Linked DNA regions of Homo sapiens: region 2 is linked to region 1. A link is a loop called in an ENCODE intact Hi-C map of the cell type or tissue named here. Cell type or tissue: Calu3. All regions are shown on one strand. Links, peaks and the distances in the headings refer to the core of each region. The heading gives the core; the rest is flanking DNA.

Region 1 (8,762 bases), core at 381-8,380:
TTCAAGCAAAATGCCGGCCAGAAACAAACAGTACCAATATCCCTAATTATTTCCCCAAGGTGGTTTGACAAGAGTGTGGTTTCCCATATAACTCTGTTTTTGTAATTTATGAACACATTAAGGATACTTTTTATTTTGGGGCTTGGATACAGAAGGAAGGACCTGCTTCTTCTAGGAAAATACTGACAGCAGCGAAACCCTTAATATTCATAGGTTTTGTTAAAAAGAGACATTCTGTCAACCCCTTCTCATTATAATCTGAGGTGTTAATTAGTTTTATAGTTTTGTTATTACCTATGCTTCTCACTTCTTCATCTGCTTTGTAAAAATTAAAATAAGGAGACCAAAAAACTTCCAAACATTTTAACAACAAAAGTTTGGGGAACAGGCAGAAAGACGTGATTAAAGATTACAGCCCGTTTGGATTTCGTCCTACAAAACAGAAGAAATTCTCATGACTTAAAGGTAACCTTGAAACAGTAACCACTGAAAATCATTTGAATGAGTAAGTCTTTATCCCTCATCTTTCCTTGTACAGGAATATCAAATGTGTCATTTCAAACAGCGGGTAGAGCTCCAAACTCAGAAACAGCACACCTAGCTAGGGATGCTTTGCTTAATCCCTGTGTTAGTTTTCCTAGGGCTACGATAACAAAATACCACAGACTGCGTGGCTTAAACAGAAGTGTATTTATTTCCTCACAATTCTGGAGGATAGATTGTCCAAGACCAAGGCGTCAGCAGGGTTAGTTTCTCCTGAGGTCTCTCTCCTTTGCTTGCAGATGGCCCTCTTCTCTTTGTCTTTCCAAGGTCTTACCTCTGTGGCTGTGTGCGAATCTTTTCTTATAAGGATACCAGTCATATTGCATTAGGGACCACCCATATTACTTCATTTCACCTTAATTATCTCTTCAAAGGCCCTAACTCCAAACACAGAAACATTCTGAGGCACCGGGGGTTAATACTTCAACATATGAATTTGGGGGAATATAATACAGCCCAAAAGAATCCCCAATATTTATTCAGCACCAACTATGTATGCGAGCCTGGAGATACAATGAAGAGCAAAATTGGCAAAGACCCTGCTCTCTTGGATCCTACATTTTGGTGGGTAATGTAACAAGAATCTCTGATAGGTACTTGGTGGGGGTAATAGTCCTAATCTTAGTCATAGACAAAGTTGTAGTCACAGTCAAAGCCATAGTTCAAGTCATGCGGGTAGTCTTTTATCAGTGTTATCTTTATTGGAAAGCCACGGCCCTGGGAGTGGGAGAGTTTCTCAGCTTTTCATTCACTACCAATGCCTAAAGGACAGGCTGATGATGACCTGGTTGTGCACCCAAGCTGGCACCTCTGAAAGCACACCTGGACCATGAAGATGTTTTCTATTTTGTTTCTTCTCTGAAGCAAGATGGACATTCCACCCTGACGCATGATTTCTGCTCTAAGGCTGTTTTTGCACGGGTGGGCTAGCGAGACCCTAGATATCAAGAAGTGTCTAAAATAGCAATGAATTGGGAGTCACTAATCCTACATCCAAATCCCACCTCTGATACTAATTTATTGACGTTGTGCAAGTTGCTTCACTTCAGGCCTGAATTTCCTTACTCATAAATAAGAAGATTAAATTATATCAATTGTTTCAAGCTGTGCTCTGAGACAAATGTATACACTGTCCATGTGCAGAAACTGCACAACGCCACACAGCAGTCCTGCTCTTCAGGAACCCAGGGGTTCCACAGATATAAGGTAGGGAAGGTGGAGGGATGGGAAGCCAATCTGCTGCCTCCACTTCAATCACAGCAGTTCTACTTTTTATCCTTCTATCTTGCCCTTCTGCATAACATTTTGTGAAGTCTTTGAAGCTCAAAGATTCTGAAAACCATTAATGACTCAAAGGCTGATTCCATTGCTAATATCCTGTGATGATGACTCTATGTCCTGTAAAAAGAACTCCCGGGGATGGGGCATTCCCAGCAGCCACTCTGGGTTTAGGGCCAGAGACTGTGCTTCCTTCTCACTAGACCCCACTCTCTCTGGGATGGGTGACCTGATTGTATTCAGGAGGTTAGAAAGTGTGTCACATTGCCCAGAGACGTCAGGGGTGGGGGCAGGGAATATCGCACTCCTGTCTAGGAAAATTTCATTCCATTTGGTGGCTTAGGCTTTTCAAGCAGTTATAGAATCCCCCCTCATTAAGCCTTCTAAATTTATTCCTCTTGTTCATCACTCAGAGCCGCATGACACTTGGTGCTGTCACAGCCTGTCGGAATTGAGGAATCCCACGTTGCTGTTTATTTTTAGCTTCACTTGCTTACATTTTAATTTCAGACTCTGCAGGGAGTTTTCTCTCCTTCACAGTCTTAAATTGGTAAGAAGATCCGGGTCTTTAGGCACAAGGTTTTAAGTCTACCAGTGTCTCTGAGTGAGACCCTGTGGTTGATACATGACAACACCTCTGTGTGATTCAGTAAATGTTTATTAAGCACATACTGTTTACTATGTGCAAGTCCTGTTCTAGAACTCTTAGAGATTTTGAGAATGAATCTGACATGGGTCCTGCCTTTAAGAGCTCAAAAGCAAAGATGGTCGGGTACAATGGCCCATGCCTGTAATCCCAACACTTTGGGAGGCTGAGGCAGGTGGATCACTTGAACTCAGGAGTTCAAGACCGGCCTGGGCAACATGGCAAAACCTGTCTCTACAAAAAATACAAAAATTAGCCAGATATGATGGTGCACGCCTGTAGTCCCAGCTACTTGGGAGGCTGAGGTGGGAAGATCGCATGAGCCTGAGAGGTTGAGGCTGCAGTGAGCCAAGATCACACTACTGCACTCCAGCCTGGGCGACAGAGCCGGACCTTGTCTCAAAAGAAAAAAAAAAAGAGCAAAGGTAGGAGTGTGCGGAGCAGGGAGTGATGGGGGAACTCAATGGTCCTCACCCCAGTGAAGTTGGAAAACTCTCCTCTATAGCCTGTAAGAATGTGGTCCATGGTAGACAATCTTCCTGGAGGATAATCAGTGACACCGAACAGAACAGCATGGCCTAGTACTCCAGGAAGACATGTAATCTGGGGCCACTACATTCAGAATCCCTGGGGTTCTCATTTATCAGGGAGCCTGAGGCAGAAATTATCTCCATGCCTTTTTCGCAAACACCCAAATTAAGATTCCCTCACCTCTGCCAGACTCTCGCTGTACACAAGAGGCAGCCATCCCAGGCTTTGACAGAATTATCACTTAGGTGACTGCGCAGAAGAGTTTAATATAGCAGCTCTGAGACTGCTCTCCTTAGGAAGACCCGCTTATAAAGTCAGCCCTTACCTAGTGTCTGTGTAGGAACTTGGATTTCAGGAAGGTTCCCACCATCCCCTACCTGATCAGAGTGGCTCATTGTGCCTAAATATAAATGGTGTGTACAAACAATGTGGTATATGCTGAACACCTCCTTTCCTTCTGGGAGCCTGGAATTTTGGTATGTTCTCAGCTACCCATGACCAGTCCCCTATAAAAAGCTCACCGAGTCTCTGGTGAGCTTCCCTGATAGACAATGTTTTACGTGCATTGTCACAATTCAGTACTGGAGAAATTAAGTATGGCCTGTAAGACTCCACTGGGAGAGGACTCTCGGCAGCTGATGCCTGGCCCCCTACAGCCCTCACTCCATGCATCTTTTCCTCACACTGATGCTGCTTCCTATCCTTTCACCAAAATAAATCTTAGCTGTGAGTACAATTGTATGCCAAGTCCTATGAGTCTTCCTAGCAAATCAACAAAACTGAGAGTGGTCTTGGGGACCTCCTGACACAGTAACCTTTCCCAAAAATCTCAAAATGCAATGATTGCTCTGAACCTGAAATGTTGCCTAGAAATAGTCTCATCCCCCACATTCTCTTTTGTGGCACAATCAGGATCTGCCTGGCTCCTGCCCTGGTATCCCAGACCTTCCCATGAATGGGGTCACTTATTCATCATGAGAAGCCTCAGTTTTCCTAGGGCTATGACAACAAAATACCACAGACTGCGTGGCTTAAACAACAGAAATGTATTTATTTCCTCACTATTCTGGAGGATAGATTGTCCAAGATCAAGGCATCAGCAGGGTTAGTTTCTCCTGGGGTCTCTCTCCTTGGCTTGCTTAGGCTTGGCTTAGGCTACTCCTAAAATCTGAAGCCCATTCTTTCTGAGACAGCCAAGTCTAAAGGGGTCCCCAGAGAAACTCCGACCAGCCTACACACCAGGAGAACAGGGTGGAGCCACAGAAGTTCACACCCTTTGCAGCGGGAAGGAGCCTGGCCTCTCTTGTTGGGGATGGAAACTGGGATTCAATCTGTCAGATGGAAACCAGCTAGCAGGACTCTTGCTTTGCTGAAAGTCCCTGTTTCCCTTTTTTTTTCCTTTTCACCAATAAATTCCATTTTTCTCACCCTTCAAATTGTCTGAGAGCCTAATCTCTCATGGCCATGTGACAAGAACCCGACTTTTAGCTGAACTAAGGAGAAAGTCCTACAACATTTCCTTGACCAGGGGAATTTTTTAATTCCTAGTTCAAGCCATCACAAGATTCAGCATGAAGCTCTTCTTTCTGCTAATCCCCCTCAGACCTTATAGGCCAGCCTTATTCCAAAAACCAAGGTTCTACCCTGTCAGGTTGATTTTATCACTGAACCTCTGCCGTGATAATATCCCTAATCCCTCTACAGACCTGCTTGCTTTGATCTTTCCGCTGATCAGCACCACCAGCTCACTCATCAGGCCTTTGATGTCTCTATATTGCAAACGCATTTCACTAGACTTGGAAGCAGAAAAGCAAAATCAGTAGAAACACAGAGTAACAAAGTTGTCAGGAACACATGTAACTTCACACATCTGCACTGGCCTTAAATTATTGATTTGGTTAGGTTATTATTCACACATTTTAGCTTGAGTACTTATGCTGTTCTTGCTGGGTTTTATGGCTCAGGGAATATATTTAGAATTAAAACATCCTGTCCCAGAACACTAAAATTCCTAAAACTAAAAATGTAGAAGTTAGCATATGATAAGAATCGTTGGGAATTGAGATGCAGTGAAGACCATAGACTTTGGTCTTCAGAGCTCCCTTTATTCTGTATTACATCAGAATTGTCAATCATCCATGGGGGGAAAAAGCCCAGCTGATTTATCTAGGACCTAACCAAAAAGTTGTGAAAATTCTATTTTCTTTATGCTCTATGATAAATGTGATAGAGAATAAAGGGAGAATAGGAATCATAAGAAAAGATAGAAAGGTAGGTACAGAGGTTGCAGTGTTGGCAGAATCGTGACCAGCCCTAAGCATATGATATGTATGAACTGATGGAGCTTGAGAGCTCTTTGAATGACAAAAGTGGCTTCTAAATAGCAAGAGAACAGAGATCGTTTCTTTTCACTTATGAATCATCACTACCTAGACTTCTACTTCCTCATTTTGAGTGTTCAGTTATAGCACTTGAGCGAGATTTTCTTTGTCTTTGCAACTAATCCTATAACTTAAATAGTCTATTACCAGGTAGTGGTAATCTACCACAGACATGACATCAAAGCTCACCTCTTATTTAGGACATGAGATTACATGTTAGCTCTTTGTTAAGTCCATCTGCTTTGACATGCAATTAAATGGATATAGATATATGTATATATATTCAAATGCATATTCAAATATACATTTCATACATGCATCAAATTTTGATGAAGCATCTATTCAACTACTATTTATAAAGCAACTCCAAAGTTAATATACTCTAACGTATATGTTGGTAAGTTTTCTTTATGCTCTTGCTCTTTCATTAAAACATTCCTTTTAACTCACCCTGATCCACAGCCCAGAGTGGGAACCTCAGACCCCTACACATCACTGGAGGCTTGAAGATAGCTTCAAGAACACGAGAGCTCCTTCTCTTTGCTCCTGGTTTGCACTACCAAGTCTCATTTACAAGTGAACTTTTCACCTTTCTAAGCAGTTTGAGTTCATCAAAGGAAAATCCCTACTTTGTAGTTCCAGCACACATCTGAGCAGCAGCCAGAAGGTTCTTCCCACTCCCTCCAGCTCTCTCCTATAATACACACTAGGGTTTTCCCTCTGGAGCTGAAATAAAACAGCTCTCTCTTTACTCCAGCTCTTCTTTATCCAAATCAGGAAGTAGTGTTGCTGCATCTTATTATTTTCATTGCAGCTAGCCCTTATTCCAGTCCCAGTATCTTCTCCATTTCCCTTCCTCAAAAGGTGGTTAAACTGGAACATAATACTGAAGTGAGTTATCAGCTCAGGGCCTTTGGTTTAATTTAAATCCTATTTTAAATACAAAATACTTCAATTAATGGTAACGAATCCCTTTAAAAAGAATCAAGGCTGGGCAGCATGGTGGCTGACACCTGTAATCCCAGCACTTTGGGAAGCCGAGGTGGGCACACATGTAATTCCAGCTACCCGGGAGGCTGAGACATGAGAATCCCTTGAACCTGGGGGATGGAGGTTGCAGTGAGCCAAGTTTACACCACTGCACTCCAGCCTGGGCGACAGAGCAAGACTATCTCAAAAAACAAAAAACAAAAATTGTTTTAATATAAATATTTCTAATGAATAAACTTGTAGTTGAACTTGAACTTTGGATTACACAGAGCTGGGCTTGAATGAGAGATATTCTTTCTGAGCTCTGTGGCTTTGGCAAGTCACTTCACATCTCTCAGCCTTGGTTTCCATGTCTATAAAATAGGGAGAGAATATTGACCTTGAACTGTGAGACTGAAATTAAAATAGCATGAAAAAAATGAGTAGCACATGACTGTGCCCATGATGAGCACATAAAACTGGTAGTTGCCAGTATTATTATCATCCCACACTGTGTCTAATGCATCAGAATTTTGGATAAAAGGAAATGGTTTCCAACGGGAACATCTGGGTTCCAGTTCTGCTTTATCCAAGCATCAATCACAGGGCCTCAAATAAATCTAGGATGATCAAACATCCCCATTTGCCATGGATAGTCCCATTGGGTACCTGTTGTCTGGGAGTAATTCTTTATAGCATCTTCTTTCACTCTCAAAAAGATCCTGTTTTGGCCATTACACTAGTAAAACACGGTTAATTTTTTAATTAGGTAATTAGTTATAGCTTTGTGCTCCAATATCCTGTAAAACGAGGAAAATACCCATCCAATCTATCTCACTGATTTATGAGGAAGAGCCTAAAAGTGTTATTTTTATCACAAGGTCTATCAAGGAAAGTTCACGTTTTATGATAACGAATGAGAATTTGCACTGTCACATAAAAGGATATAAGCTCCTTTTATCCAATTCATTTCTTACATTTTTTTCTTGTAGCTACAAAGTCTTCACACATTTTGTGATGAACACAACTGTAACTCAAAATCACAAAACTCTGTAGCCTTTCTTTTAAAAACCAACTATAAAGGACAGAATTTTCACACCCTAAGGCCTCTTAGCTCATAGCACACTCCCCACCACTTCCTGGTCTGTTCTCAGGTTAGACATTGCTAATCAATCACAAAGAATTTACTGCAGACTCTTTCTCTGGGTACTTTGAGCAACCATTATGAGTGAACTAGAGTTGGCATATGAAACAAATGTTTCCCTTTCTGATTTGCCTAACATGATCATTTTACAGTCAGGGTCACTGGGGACACTGAAAGAGAAATGAGCCACGACCCCGACAGGAGTGACTCTGAGAGTAATACCCAGGCTGGCTTTTTCCCTTGTATCATTTTATCATACCGACAAGTGACTGCCCTTAGAGGTCCTTGCAGATCAAATCAAAGCAGACAAATTTACATTTTGAGGCCAATAGCTAGTCTTCTAAGAGACTGCTAAATACTATCTCCTAAAAAATATGATAGTAAAATAATGAGTCCCCTTTACCTATTTATTCACTCACAGTCAAAATTGAGGTATTTACCATGGCCTTCAAGGAGCTATATAATGTGACCTCCATTCCTTCTCCAATATCATCTCCTCCTACTCTTTACTCTGGCCACACTGAGTTCCTTGGGAGCTTCTTCATACATGCTTGGCATGCTTCTATCTTAGGGCCTTTGCACTGGCTGTTCCCTCTGCCTGGAATGCTCCTCCCCAATTACCTGCATGATCCTCTCCCTTTCCTCCTTCAATAATAATTTCAAGATGACTCAAATGTCACCTCACTGGGGTCCATCCTGACCACCTTGTGTAAAATGGCAACCAACGCCCACCCCATTGGCACATCCAATCACCTTGGTCTGCCCCATGCTTCCCCAAATCCCTTATCACCTTCTAACCTCCTATATCGTTTACATACCATGTTTATATTATTGATTGCCTGTTTCCTGCAAATAGAATGTTAACTCTAGGAAGGTACATGCATGCATATGTACATGCACACTCACATGTGTGTGTGTTCTCACTACTGTACTCTCAGCATCTAGACTAGTAGTTGACATATTCTACCATTCAATACATTTTGAATGTCATAGTTACAAAGATGTAAGATGTACCTACAGAGATATGGAAGAGAATCTGTTTGTGATGGTTTAGTCATGCAAACCATCAAGTAATTTTCTAATGTATTTGCCTGGGGAGTTTCAGGAATTCCACAATACTGACTGTCAGTCAGGAACCCATCAGCAGAAAAGAAATCTCCGTGCATTTACCTTAAAAACAAAGCCTCAGGTAATTAGAAATAAATGGAAAGATATGTATGCATCTTTGTGGTCACATAAAGTCAAGGGTGAGAGTACCCAACAGACAGAG
Region 2 (8,762 bases), core at 345-8,344, 67 kb after region 1:
TCTCAGAGTGGAAGGGCAAAGTTGGAATATTTAGGAGATTCAGGGGACTGGTTTAAGGCACTTCCATCAACACAAGGTCTGATCGGGTTTGGGCAAAGTTCATAACATAATTGTTTCAAATTTGTGGACACAGCAAGGCAAGGCTCTTGAAGCTGTCTTGAAAAGTCATTTGATAAGCCTAGTTAAGGGAGCTGTTGCCTTGAGAAAGGGTTATTTACCCTAATGAGAGCTAGTTGAGAAGTCTCTAATATGGATACGTGGATTTTCTATATACCTATTTGCAACTTCAGCTTCCAGGACAAGAGTTTCTTGGAATGACAAGTCATGTTAATATGGACAGTCAACAGGAAAGTTTTGTTAAAGAAGAGATGGGTGTTTGTAGATGGCACTAGTTCTGAGTACCTATGAGAATTTGTAATTTTACAGTTTGGTGATTATTGTATTTGCAGTACATCTCTCTCTCTCTCTCTCTCTCTCTATCTCTCTCTCTCTCTCTGCTACAAAGTCCATGAGAGCAGGGACTCTCTGCTTTTTGAGTCACCATTGTATCCCAACACTTAATCCTAGCATGATGTCTGGCAATAAATATTTAACAACTAAGTAAATAAACAAACATAAGGAAGGAGCGGACCAGTGAGATTTTCCATAGGATAAGAAAGTTAATTAGAAAAAAAATGCTGGGAGGAGGAAGAGGTGATTATTTAAGGGGTAGAGGGAAGCGGCACAAAACAGAGACCATGCTGCTTGACTATCAAGTGTGTTTCTGGCTACAGAGACTCTCAAAACCCAGAGTTGCTTGGCCTTCTGTCTTCAGCATCCACAGCTGCCTATCTCTGTCCCTCGCTCTCTCTTCCTGGGTATCTACGCCCCCACAGTATCCCCCTCCCACCTCGCCCCTTCCTGTATCAAAACCTTAGATTGATTACATCCCATCCATCCCCATAAACCAATGTCACGATAGCCTTTCTCCCAGAGGCTTCTTCCTCTGCGGCTTCATTTCCTTTTGGAGAAGCAAAGGATTTTCCCCTAATAAAGGGACCTCAGGCTGCCTCTTTCCCCAGCCTCAAGTAAGCAGAGGATCATTCCATAGACCTGCACTAAACCTCTTCTGTGTGTACAAGTACTCCTTGAGCAAGCCTGAGGCAGAGAACTGGGCTGATGACACTTCTGGCCATCTGCAGAGACCTCTGCTGACAGGCATCCAAGTGGTGAAAGGCCTTGCAAGCAGTCTTGCAGTCCTTCCCGTGCTAGAGGGTTCGCTTGTTGGTCTCATCACCTGTGCTAGCAGATTATAGTTAGAATCCCCACGAGTTTATACAGAGACATCTATGAGTGCGTCGATGCTAATGTACATATTCGCATCCTCCAGGTCACAGGAATCCTGAATTAGGCCTATTCCCTTTGTAAAAGACAGAAACTCAACTCAAACGAGCTTAAGCAAAAGACGAGAGTCTTGGTGCCCATTTCTAGGAAGTCCATGGATGACTAGATCTGGGGCTGAAACTCGTCCAGAGGAGACTGTTTCTCCATTTCCCTGGCTTTGTTAACTTCGTTCTCAGCCAGTCTCTGGGCCTATTTGATCCTGTCTATTCTCAAGCTCCAAAGGGAAATTTTGTTTATCATTCTGTATCTACCTTAATCCCTCCAAATACACTCTGAATGTCCCTACCCAAGTTGTATGCTGACCTGTGCACCACTCACCGGTTTTCTGACCCACCTGAGATCTATTTCCACCGCTGTGCAGCAGTGTTTGGGCACCCTTGGTTGGCAGCCCCACCCAGACTACAGAGGGTGAGGAGGAGGCAGTGCTCCAAGAGAATGAAGAAGAAAAGACCAAAGAGTGGCAGATGTCCACTGCTCTGGTGCTTCCACAGTGTGGCCTAAAGACCAGCAGCAATGGCATCCTTAGGGTGCTCATTAGAAATGAAGACTCCCAGGCTCCACCCCAGATCTGCTGATTCTGAATCCCTGGGAATGGAGTCCAGAATCTGCATTTGAACAAGGCTCCCAGGTGATTCAGATGCATGCCGAGGTATGAGTCCACATTTCTACTCACTGTTCAGAAGTCACAGGCTGAAAAGGAGTAGTTGTCCAATGGGCAGTCGCTCCTGGAAGCACACATAAGAAGTCTTGAAACAAGGCCCATCCAGCATTTCCACAGGCTTTTCCATCATCTAGTAATCACTAAATGGGCACAACTACATGTCAGGCCCTGAGTTAGAGTCTGCAGATCCAGAGACAGATATGAACCCATCTTAGTGATCTAGAACCAAAGGTTTTCAGTCTAGAACGAGCTGTCTTTTGTTTTTTCTTTTTGAGATGGAGTCTCCCTCTGTCACCCAGGCTGGAGTGCAGTGGTATAATCTCAGCTCACTGCAACATCTGCCTCCTAGGCTCAAGTGAGTCTCCTGCCTCAGCCTCTTGAGTAGCTGGGATTACAGGCATGTGCCACCATGCCCGGCTAATTTTTATATTTTTAGTAGAGACACAGTTTCACCATATTAGCCAGGCTGATCTCAAATGCCTGACCTCAAGCCATCCACCTGCCTCAGCCACCCAAAGTGCTGGAATCACAGGCATGAGCCACCATGCCTGGCCTAGCATGAGCTTCCTTTATTAATTAATTTTTTTTTTTTTTTTTGAGACGGAGTCTCCCTCTGTCACCCAGGCTGGAGTGCAGTGGCATGATCACTGCTCACTGCAGCCTCCGCCTCCTGGGTTCACGCCATTCTCCTGCCTCAGCCTCCCAAGTAGCTGGGACTATAGGTGCTCACCACAACACCTGGCTAATTTTTTTTTTTTTTGAGACGGAGTCTCGCTCTGTCGCCCAGGCCGGACTGCGGACTGCAGTGGCGCAATCTCGGCTCACTGCAAGCTCCACCTCTCGGGTTCACGCCATTCTCCTGCCTCAGCCTCCCGAGTAGCTGGGACTACAGGCGCCTGCCACCGCGCCCGGCTAATTTTTTGTATTTTTAGTAGAGACGGGGTTTCACCTTGTTAGCCAGGATGGTCTCAATCTCCTGACCTCGTGATCTGCCCGCCTCGGCCTCCTAAAGTGCTGGGATTACAGGCGTGAGCCACCGTACCCGGCCTGGATCAGTTTATATACAAATCTTGGTAGCATTATTCATCACAGAAAATAAAGACGGCAATCAGGATAGCCAATCATAGGAGAATAGCTAAATAAATTATGATTCATTCATGAAAAATCATATTTATGACTAGTTTTTAATGGCCTGGGAAAATGATTTCCTTATAATAGTAAGTTTTATAGAAGCACAATACAGGCTTTGTCTGTTTCCACCTCCCAGAACTCTTCGTGCTAGTTATCCACTGCAGGGCAGCAAATTACCCACGAACTTCGCAGCTTAGAACAGCACCACTGATTATGTCACAGTTGCCGTGTGTTAGGAACTCAGGAGCAACTTGTTTGGATCCCCTGGCTGCGATTCTCTGACAAGCTTGCAATCATCTTAAGAATCAACTAGGCTGAGGTGGATGAATCACTTCAGGTCAGGAGTTTGAGAACAGCCTGGCCAACATGGTGAAATCCCGTCTTTACTAAAAATACAAAAATTAGCCAGCCATGGTGGCGTGTGCCTGTAGTCCCAGCTATTCAGGACACTGAGGCAGGAGAATCACTTGAGCCCAGAAAGCAGAGGCTGCAGTGAGCTGAGATCACACCACTGCACTCCAGCTCTGTCTCAAAAAAAAAAAAAAAAATCAACTAGGGCAGGATCAGCTTCCAGGCTCATGCTGGTGGTTGATGGCAGGATGCAGGTACTCACCAGAGGCCTCCTTCCATTCCTCACCACGTGGACCTCTCCACAGGACAGTTCACATCATGACAGCTTGCATCATCACAGCAAGCAAGCAAAAGGGCAAGCAAGAGTGTCAGCAAGACAGAAGTCACAGTCTTGGATCCTAAACTTGGAAGGGACGTGCCATCACTCCTGCCAAATTCTGTTCATCAGAAGCACCTGCTCATAAGGGTTCATCCTGTAAAAGTCCTTGCAGGCAGCGTCGTAGTTCCTTCCTGTGCTTCTGGGTTACCCATTGACCTCAGGAGTCACGCTACCAGTTTTGTACTTAGGGTCCACATGAGCTTACAGAGAGCCCCTGAAATCCAGCCCACACGCCAGAAGAGGGGATTCTACAAGGTCGTGAATACCAGTAAAAGGAATCGCTGGAGCTATTGCAGAAACAGCCTGCTTCACCTTCAACTGTCAGCCAGAGGCCGCCACCAGCAGGAAGCTCTCCTGGTCTTTCCCATGATCTTTGGTAATGCTTAGAGAACAAAGCAAGTTTTAAGCACCTGATGGTCTTCACTGAGCCAGAGGCCTGAGCACACGGAAGCAGCAGATGCAAACAGTGAGAAAAGAATTAAACATTTAGAAAGCTTGCCTCATGTAAACACAGACTGAAGCTCACCAATATTAGAGAAGCACTGGTTAAGCAGCTAGAGGAAATTCTGGTCCCTAACTTGAGATAAAACGTCCCCAGAACCAGGGGCTCAGCCAGGATCGAAAGTGACTTTTTCACAGATCGCCAAAAAGAAACAAAACAGATACTCAGAAAGGTGATGCTGGGAGGCTCTGAGCCTCACCCAGATCTCCTTTCCTGGTAGGGCACCCACGCTTCCCCATCCCCACACTGCCCACCAGGAGTGTTGGTCACTAATGGTGTACAGTGGCCCCTTGTCCTCAAATGTCAGAAGCCCACTCTCCCAGAAAGTTGCATGCACACCCCCACCTGCGGTGACACCCTGCCTGGCAAGGGGATGGTGCAGTGGTGCACACAAGTAGTTCCAGCTACTTGAGAGGCTGAGACGAGAGGATCACTTGAGCCTGGGAGTCCAAGGCCAACCTGAGCAGTACAGTGAGACTCAGTCTCTAAGAAAATTATCTTTTAATTTGGTGGGAGATTAGAAGGGATTAGGGGGAAAAAAAAACTATAAAAAAGGCTCCCAGAGGGCAGTCAATAAAAAAAAAAGATTAAAAAGCACGGTGCAAGATGGATGCTAACAGGGAAGATGGTCATGACAGATAGAGACCAACTGCTCCAAGTGGCTAAAATGCAGAAATGGGCTATTTCTGTTACTTGGGCAGATTCCCAGTCTAAGGACTGGTCAGTCCTGATTGCTTCTCCAGAGCCCTCACCCCACGGCACCCCCATCTCAGGCTGCCGGGGTTGCAATCTGGGTTGGGCTGTTCTCAGCTGGAGGAAATGCTGCCTGCCTCCTCCATCTGAAGCTCATTTATGCACAGCCAAGCCTGGCAGCTCTGCTCCCTCATCTCCACCCCTGTTTTGCATATTATTAAAAGCAAATCATTTGGATGTCTGCACTGAGAGAATTTTACTTCTGTCATCATATAAATCTGTTCTGAAATTGATGGATGTGGGGAAAAAAACCCACAAGCAATGTAAATTGGCCCCAGAATGACTGACTTTTCTGTAATTCTGAGATGAGAGAAAGTGCTGCCCTAAGAAGGTGTCATCTATCTGCACACAATTTAGTTTAGAAAGAGAAAATCCTTATCAGTACCTTATTATACATCTCTCAAGCCAGCCGCAGAAAACACAGTGATTTGAGACAATGAATATCATCAATGCTGTGAATTCGATGTAATTGTATTTCATTGAGAAAAAGAAAAATGTCTCTACTCGGCACACTTGTGCACTGTACCATCTGGAGTATCAGAATAGAGAGAAAAAATAGACCAGCCACTCATCCTGTCATTGGGAACTCAGTCACGTGTTTCCTAAACACAAAACATGAACACCATGAGGCTAAGGTAACAGAAATCAGCTTGACAGCTTATTATTTTCTGGAATCCAGCCACTGGTTACCGAACACCCACTGCTGGCCACGGGCTGAGAGCCTCACAGGTTCTCTCCCTTTCCTGCATCCTCTTAATCAGCCCTTCTTGCAGAGGAGGCAATTGACACCCTGAAAGAGGCAGACGCAGGTGTTGAATTGCGTGTTCCCTGGGTTTAGTATTATGACCCTTTGCGTTTCAAAGGACTGAAACACGTTCTGCCGAAAATGTAATGTATGGGCTCGTGAAACTAAAAAGTCCAGTGCTTCAGGTATGCCTGGATCTAGTGCAGCAGTCCCCAGCCTTTTTGGCACCAGGGCCAGTTCCGTGGAAGACAATTTTTCCACAGACCCAGGGGTTGGGGGTAGGCGGGTGTGGTTTTGAGATGATTCGAGCACATAACATCTATAGTGCACTTTATTTCTATTATTATTACATTGTAATATATAATGAAATAACTATACAACTTGCCATAATGTAGAATCAGTGGGAGCCCGGAACTTGTCTTCCTGCACTAGACAGTCCCATCTGGGGGTGGTGGGAGACAGTGACAGATCATCAGGCATTAGATTCTTATAAGGAGTGCACAATGTAGATCCCTCACGTGCATAATTCACAATAGGGTTTGTGCTCGGATGAGAATCTAATGCTGCCACTGATCTGAGAGGAGGCAGAGCTCAGGTGGGAATGCGAGCAAAGGGGAGGGGCTGTAAATATAGATGAAGCTTCACTTGCTCACCTGCTGCTCACCTCCTGCTGTGCAGCCCAGTTCCTAACAGACTAGGGACCATGACTTACCAGTCTGTGGCCCAGGAGTTGGGGACCCCTGATCTAGTGGGGTCTGTAATGAGGACTCTCTCTTCCTCTCAGCCTCACTTTCTCTAGGTAGGCATTGTTTTTCAGGGAGCTTCTTCCCTCTCCGTAGTCCCCAGAAACCCCAAGCCCCAAGCCTTGCAGCCCAGTGACATCAGCAGTTATGAAGAGAGGTTTTTCTTTTCTCTCTTTTCAGTAGTGTCTAGGAAAAGCCCCGGGATTGAATCTCCTTTAGGCAACTCGTGCCCAGTGCAGAAGCATTCACTGCTAGAGGCAGAGAGATGAATGCTTTGATTGGCCAGAAATGGGCCATGTGCCTATCCCTAAAACTGTAGGGGTAAGGAGGGTGGAAACTTTTGAATTGACGGGGTGGGAAGAAAATCAAGGTGCTTTTCTCAGAGCAAGCACTAAAGGGCAAACAGAGATTCATCCTTTATATCATCCAAGAAAAAGCAAGTGGCCCCCTCTTCTCTTTGCGCATTCCCCTCTCCCACACCGAACATTCTATCCTCTGGTTCTGCTTTGCCCTCAAAGCTATTGCCACTCTAGCATTATAGCAGGTATTTATTTTTTCATTCATTTCTTCATGTATTTTCATTCATTTATGCATGTACTCATTCATTCATTTCTGCATGCATTTATTCATTTATTTATTTCTGCATGTATTTATTTCTGTGAAGGCATAACTCATCACTATATCCCCAGTACCCAGAATACCTGGCACATAATACTGTTTAGTATTAGTTGAATAAAAGAATGAATGAATCAGAAACACTGCATTAGGTCATTCTGGGACTGCTATAAATAAATACCTGAGGCTGAGTAATTTATAAAGAAAAGAAGTTTAATTGGCTCACCGTTCCACAGGCTGCACAGGAAGCAAGGTGGCCTCTGCTCAGCTTCTAGGGAGGCCTCAGGAAACTTACAATCATGGCGGAAGGTGAAGGGGAAGCCAGCACTTCACATGACCTGAGCAGGAGGAAGGGAAAGAGAGGGGAGGTGCCACACACTTTCAAACAACCAGATCTCATTAGAACTCACTCATTATCACAATGATAGCACCAAGAGGGACGGTGTTAACCCATGAGAAACCACCCCATTATCCTTTCACCTCCCACGGCCCCTCCTCCAACACTAGGAATTACAATTCTACATGAGATGTGGGCGGGAACACAGATCCAAACCATATCAAACACCAATCTACCTCTCAACTATAAATATATGGTTTAGTTGACAGGGCAAGATAGATGCGACAATGAGTGATCAGCGGTCAGCACACCTAGTAGGTGCTTAATAAATGTTCACCGCCTGCACACTCAGAAGAGTGGAGCAGAACCCCCACACCCACCCTTACCCCTACCAGCCTAAGGTTGGAAGAGACTAGATTCCAAGATCTGTCAGGGTTAGGAGGGTGTCTGCCACTGGCCCGAGGAATCACCTGGAGTGCTTGTTACAGCGCAGGTTGCTGGGTCCCATCTCAGAGTTTCCCATTCAATGTTGGGTGGGGCCCAAGAGTTGCCACCACTGCTGCTGTAGCTCCAGGAACCATAGTTTGAGAACTGAGCCTTTCTGCTGTCAAAGACAGCATCTCCTAGTAGTTATTCCCAAGGTGATACAGCAGCTACTGAATGGCAGAGGGTCCTTAGGAAGGTGCAGCAGGGAGCCACCTAGAGGGGCCAGATTTGCAAATGAAATTAAATTGTGATTAAATCTATCCCCGAAGGTAAGCCTTTGGTGCAGGTTCCCCTAGCAAACTCCCAAGGCTGTGGTTCTCAAACTGTGATCCTTTGACCACTCACTTCAGAACCCCCATCCCTCACCCCCGGGAGACAGTTCAATGTAGATTCTGTCCAAGCCATCCAGCAATTGTTTAGCAATCATGCCAGCCACTGCCCCCAAGGACCATAGGGTTGTGCCAGAACCCGATAGGTCAGAAACAAGTGTTCTGTGAAGTGCTGTCAGAACTAGGAATAATGACCACAGAGGCAGCTGATCAGAGGGCGAAGGAGGAAGAAAGGGAAAAAGGATTTGCTCAGTAGACCCATCCACCACACGCGAGGCCCTTGATACACTTGGTTGCTTGAATCTCCCACAAAACCCTGTGAAATAGCTAGAATTAGCCCCATTTAC

Evidence for each region. A loop is a pair of places that touch in the nucleus more often than their neighbours do. Peaks named below come from ENCODE experiments on the same cell type or tissue, not always from the same donor. Only the 100,000 strongest peaks of a DNase experiment are listed, where the experiment ranks them.
Region 2: a loop joins it to region 1, with 5 times the contacts of the local background. A loop is called at or near these places in 8 of 110 quality-filtered maps.

Annotation. Positions count from the first base shown.
Region 1 is chr3:5,295,310-5,304,071 of GRCh38, reverse strand. No RefSeq gene overlaps it. Among named protein-coding and RNA genes, the nearest start is that of MIR4790, 49 kb to the right of the region's middle. In Calu3, for the core only: no CTCF peak of the experiment used is centred there; no DNase peak of the experiment used is centred there.
Region 2 is chr3:5,228,267-5,237,028 of GRCh38, reverse strand. No RefSeq gene overlaps it. Among named protein-coding and RNA genes, the nearest start is that of MIR4790, 18 kb to the left of the region's middle. RefSeq lists an enhancer at 4,046-4,555. In Calu3, for the core only: no CTCF peak of the experiment used is centred there; a DNase peak (open chromatin) is centred at 3,448.